Linked DNA regions of Homo sapiens: region 1 is linked to region 2. Evidence: chromatin loops called from intact Hi-C (ENCODE). Cell type or tissue: PC-9. All regions are shown on one strand. Each heading gives the region's core, and the rest is flanking DNA. Links, peaks and the distances in the headings are about the cores only.

Evidence for each region. Hi-C counts contacts between places; a loop is a spot of excess contacts. Peaks named below come from ENCODE experiments on the same cell type or tissue, not always from the same donor. Only the 100,000 strongest peaks of a DNase experiment are listed, where the experiment ranks them.
Region 1: it touches region 2 in a loop (13-fold over the local background); 3 of 110 quality-filtered maps call a loop at or near these places.

Annotation. Positions count from the first base shown.
Region 1 is chr11:128,025,612-128,028,536 of GRCh38, reverse strand. No RefSeq gene overlaps it. Among named protein-coding and RNA genes, the nearest start is that of LINC02725, 69 kb to the left of the region's middle. In PC-9, for the core only: no CTCF peak of the experiment used is centred there; a DNase peak (open chromatin) is centred at 1,746.
Region 2 is chr11:127,860,961-127,863,885 of GRCh38, reverse strand. No RefSeq gene overlaps it. Among named protein-coding and RNA genes, the nearest start is that of LINC02725, 230 kb to the left of the region's middle. In PC-9, for the core only: no CTCF peak of the experiment used is centred there; no DNase peak of the experiment used is centred there.

The sequences.
Region 1 (2,925 bases), core at 198-2,697, 160 kb before region 2:
TGGATAAGATCCCAGAGTTTTAAGACAGATAACTGGGATGGATTGTATTATTCAGCATCTATATGCTTCAATTTGTAAAATGGGGATAACAATAATCATTACTAAATTTCTTATAGCAATGACCATGTGCTTGGCATCATTTTAAGTGCTTTATATTTATTTAATATTAATAAATCAATTATTTACATTTATCATGACAAGTACTGTTTTATAGAAGAAATACTGTTTACAAGAGCATTAAATTCTAGAGTCAGTTCATGAATAAGGGAAGTATATATACATTTAAAATGATCCCGATATAGTTTGGATGTTTGTCTCCTCCAAATCTCATGTTGAAATGTGATCCCCAGATTTGGAAGTGGAGCCTGATGACACTTTTCTTTAGTGTCTGGGTCCTGGGGCGGATCCCTCATGATGGCTTCCTGCTGTCCTTGCAGCAATGTGAGTTCTCACTCTGTTGGTTCATGTGAGATCTGGTTGTTTAAAAGAGTCTGGGGCCTCCCTCCTTCCTCTTTCTTCCTCTTTCCTGCTTCAGCTCTCACTGTGTCATGTGCCTGCTCCTCCTTTGCCTTCTGCCTTGACTGGAAGCTTCCTGAGAACTCCCCGGAAGCTGAGCAGATACTGATGCCACGCTTATGCAGCCTGCAGAACCATGAGCCAAATAAACCTCTTTTATTTATAAATTACCCAGTGTAAGGTATTCCTTTATAGCAATGCAAAACAGGCAAACGCAGCCCTGAAAATGCCAAGTTCTCAGAAAAGGTTATTACTTTTTACAGGGTTTGGGAATTTAGACTTGTATGAGCTCTCCTATCTCGTTTCAAGTCAGCAATTCTCAGCGAGCCTCAGCTGATGTTTTAGTTTTGCCCTCCAATGGGTTGGTGAAATAACTTTACCTGTCTTTCCTGGCCATCTGAATACCGATGGTACCTCCATATCAATGGTCAAAAGCCCTTACAATTCATTCTTTACCTTTAAACAAAAGCTGTATCTTTATCCAACATGCAGTGATATTTTAGTAACTTTACTATGTGTCAGGTTCTATTCTGAGAGCTTCACATATATCAAATTATTCAATCTTCAAAACATGCCATGGTAGTTACTATTGTTATCTTCCTTTTACAGGTGGAAAATCTGGCACGATGTGACAGTGGACATGGGCCCAAGCAGGTAGATCATAGAGTTCCTTTTATTACTATTATACTCTGCTGATTATTTAGGCAGGATTATTTCCACTGCCTACATAATATAAATGGTGCAAAAAAAACCTCACCGGAGATGTAGAGTTGAATTCATGTAAAACTTACTGCAATTGGGATGCTTCCCCTTGAAAATATGTTATTTAATGTTTCCAAGAGGCATCAAAACTTAGTTCTATTAATAAGGCTTATTTCACTCATGAGAAAACAGGATTAGAAAAAATAAAATATTGCCCAAGATTCTATACTAAGTTCTAATGCAGTAGGATGACCTGGTCTAGCTGATGCCAAGACAATAATGCTCTTTAGCTGTGGTTTTGCTTTCTGCTGTTCCAGTGACCCAAGGTCAATCAAGAGCCAAAAATATTAAATGGAAAATTCCAGAAATAAATAACTTATATGTTTTAAACTGCACACTGTTCTGAGTAGCATGAAGAAATCTTGTGCTGTCCCTCTCCCTCCCGGGATGTGAATCATGCCTTTGTCCAGCGTGTCCACGCTGTCTACAATGCTCTCCCGTGAGTCACTTAGTGGCTGTCTTCATTATCAGATGCACTATTGCAACATTACAGTGTTTGTATTTGAGTCAACCTTATTTCACTTCATAATGGCCCCAAAATGCAAGAGTAGTCACGTTGGCAGTTCACATATGCCAAAGAGCGTCATAAAAGGCTTCCTTCAAGTAGAAAGGTTAACTTAATAAGGAAAGAAAAAAAGTTGTTTGCTGAGGTGACTGAGATTTCTGGTAGGAACGAATTTTCTATCCATTGCATTGTGAAGAAGGGGGACAAATGATGCTGGTTTTGCTGCCACCTCTCACACTGCAAAAGTTTTGGCTACGGTGCATGATAAGTCCTTAGTTAAGGTAGAAAAGGCACTAAATTTCTGCATGGAAGACACGAACAAAAATATGTTCCAATTGACAGCAATCAGGTTTCATACTGGGGGTCTTGAAACATATTCCCCACTGGGCATCCACTGGGGGTCTTGAAACATATTCCCCACAGATATGGGGGAGTGCTGTACCTACAATATTATCCTGTACCCCATTTTACCTTCCTGTGCAAGACTGTTAAAGGGGTTAAATGAGATGATGCATGCGGAAAGCCTATCACAGATCCTGAAGCAATAGGTTGCAATGAATGTTAGTTAAAATCACAAGTAGGTTCCCAGGAAGCAGACCCTGAGGCAGAGATAAGAGAGCAGAATGTGTATCAGAGAGTATTGTTGGATCAACACATGGGGGAAAGAGGGAGAGGAAGCAAGATTGGACAGAAAGTTGAGTTGATTTGCAAGGAAGCCTCACAGCCAATGCCATAGGAAGCTTGAGAGCTAGGCTGGTTCACTGGAGTTGTCATGAATTGGAACAAGGGAGCCACATCTTTATAACCCTGCATTGATCAAGCTTTAGATGAAGCCTGCCCTGAGAAGGAGATGTGTGACTTTGGGTGAAACAATTTTCTTCAGCCAAGGCAGTCGTCAAAGAGGTCTGAAAGCTGAGGCAGTCAGCTGCTAGCAGCTATGGGGAAACGCCCTTCACTCCTGAAACTGTCACACTGAGGTATCCATCTGTTGTATTAATACTTGCAATATTTATTGCTTTTATTATTATTATTATTGGCTTCATTACAATATTTTGTTAAAATTTTTTCAAGTTTAGACATGTTTGAAAATTGATGATTTAAATAATTTAGACCTACTAGAGAAGCGGAAATTGAGTCCTAGA
Region 2 (2,925 bases), core at 111-2,610:
GCCAATATTATCTTAGAGTACTTGGTAGTGTCATAGAAAACCCTAAGGGCCTTCATGGTAAAAACAAAACCAAACAAAATACACACACACACACACACACACATACACACACAAACAAACAATAAAAAACAAAAAAAAAAGAGAAGAAATTAAAAAGTAAAAACAAAAGTTCTCGCAAAGGCTTACAGACACTATTAAAATCTCTTCATTGTCATTTTTTAATTGATATAATCTTACCACATAAAAACATGGATAGGTCTTAATCTTCTTCTTAAATAGGATTTCCTGGTTATAAAGGGGTTACTTAAGTCAATGTGACACTGGAGAAAGCTGGAGGGAAAATACCATAGGGCTCTTGGTGAAGAGGTGTGAAGTACTGTTGTGCAGCACCACTACTGACTTCTGTAGAGATGGGACCATATTCGAGAGGCCAAAAAAGAGACCCAGAGCCAGTGAACAAGACAAAGGTTTATTGAGGTGACTTACATATAAGGCAATCCACTGGCAGTGGGCTGGATAGGAAAACCACAATCCCTTATAAAAAACATAGAACTAGAAATACCATTTGACCGAGCCATCCCATTACTGGGTATATACCCAAAGATTTGTAAATCATACTACTATAAAGACACATGCACACGTATGTTTATTGCAGCACTATTCACAATAGCAAAGACTTGGAACCAACACAAATGTCCATCAATGATAGACTGGATAAAGAAAATGTGGCACATATACACCATGGAATAATATGCAGCCACAAAAAAAAGGATGAGTTCATGTCCTTTGCAGGGACATGGATGAAGCTGGAAACCATCATTCTCAGCAAAATATCACAAGGACAGAAAACTAAACACTGCACGTTCTCACTCATAAGTGGGAGTTAAACAATAAGAACACATGGACACAGGGAGGGGAACATCACACACCACACTGGGGCCTGCTGGGGGGTTGGGGGCTGGAGGAGGGATAGCATTAGGAGAAATACCTAATGTAAAAGATGAGTTGATGGGTGCAGCAAAACAACATGGCATATGTACACCTATGTAGCAAACCTGCATGTTGTGCACATGTACCCTAGAACTTAAAGTATAATAATAATAAAAAAATAAAAACATATTTAAACAATAAAGTATTAATATCATTTAAAAAATTCAGTTATATAGCATTTTCACTTAGCACCCTCCCCCTAGCAACCTCCACCTGGCAACCATCCCAAAACAAAGGGACTCCAACCCGTGTGGCTTACATTCCATGGGATGGGCTGGGCATTCAGATGTTTCTCATAGATAAGGAATGAATCTTCAGGCTGGCCACCCCTAGATTCCTTAGCTAGGAACCAACAACACGCTCTTCTTAGATTGTAGGGTCATTCTCAGGTTATGCTTAAGATATTGCTGTCAGGTATGTCTGCCATACAAGTACCCCCATGGCCTCCAAGTAATAAGTGGGAAAGACTTTGGCCAGGAGAGATTGTTTCAAGTGATTGGGTTGTTTTGTAGATGGTAATGAAAATTTTTAATCATTGTTAATGGATCTCCTTTGTTTTCATGAGCCAGTGAATCCTAATGAATTTTAGTCATTATTAACACATTTTGTGGTATGACTATGAATAATTTACAGAAGAAATAATCTTTGATAATCTTTAATATCTTGAAGACAACAAAAAGGATTTAAAAATCATCACAGAAATTCCCGAGCATTCATCTCCACAAGTCCCCAGATTGGGTTATGTTTTGGTACATGGTGCTGTTGAGTACATAGTTTCACCCAGAATTTTGTTTGCTTGTTTTTGAGACAGAGTCTCGTTCTGTTGCCCATGCTGGAGTGCAATGGCACAATCTCAGCTCACTGCAACCGGCATGATCTTGGTTCACTGCAACCTCTACCTCTCAGGTTCAAGCGATTCTCCTGCCTCAGCCTCCCAAGTAGCTGTGATTACAGGCACGTGCTACTACGCCTGGAAAATTTTTGTATTTTTAGTAAAGACGGGGTTTTGTCATGTTGGCCAGGCTGGTCTCAAACTCCTGACCTTGGGTGATCCACCTGCCTCTGCCTCCCAAAGTGCTGAGATTACAGGCATGCAGCCCAGCCAGTTCCACCCAGAATTTTAAAGCAGTAAGTTAAAACGCTCTCTTCCTTCTACCTCTCTACTTTCATCAAGATCAAACTGAGTCTCAGACATGATTAAACATTATCTTTGCGGTCCACTCTTTGGCTACATGTCTTGGCTTTGATTTTAACTTCGCATGATTGGTTATAATTAAGGTTTTTCTATTCTCAGTTTCCAAAGTTGAAAACTGAGAGACAATGTTGGTCTATACTTACATACATAAGGCAGAAAAAAATAATTGTCTAGAGAAGCTACAATAACAAGCTAATTCCCCAACTTTAACTTAGGCCATCTCTCCAGCTCAACTGCCTTTCTAAATAAATCAAATCCAATTTGACAATGACATTAGCAAAGCTTGAACTTTCTTTCTTTGTCAGTAGCAGTGGTTGTACTCGGGAGCGGGATATAATCTTTATTAACTTGGGTTTTCCAGAAAAATAAGTCTGTATGACATCAAGAAAGGTGAACAGGAATGTCCATGCTAATAATCTTGCATGCCAGAGGACCAACCACATCAATCATGGTACCTTATAAGACAGGGTGATTAATGTCCCCGAATCCTTTTAAGAAGAAAAGCCTTCTTGGAAAGGCAGTCCTCATAATTTACATCTAGACTGTAGAAAATCACATGCATAACTTGATGCACAAGAGGATTTGACAAAAATCTGAAGAGCCAGGACTGGATGTTTAGACACCTTGGCCTTCTTTTCAAACTTCAAGGCAATTTTCAGTGGACCTGTAAAAACCATTTTCTTTCCCTGAAGGGGTTCATCCAGGAAATTGAAAGAATTAAAATGAGTGCTCTGGACAAA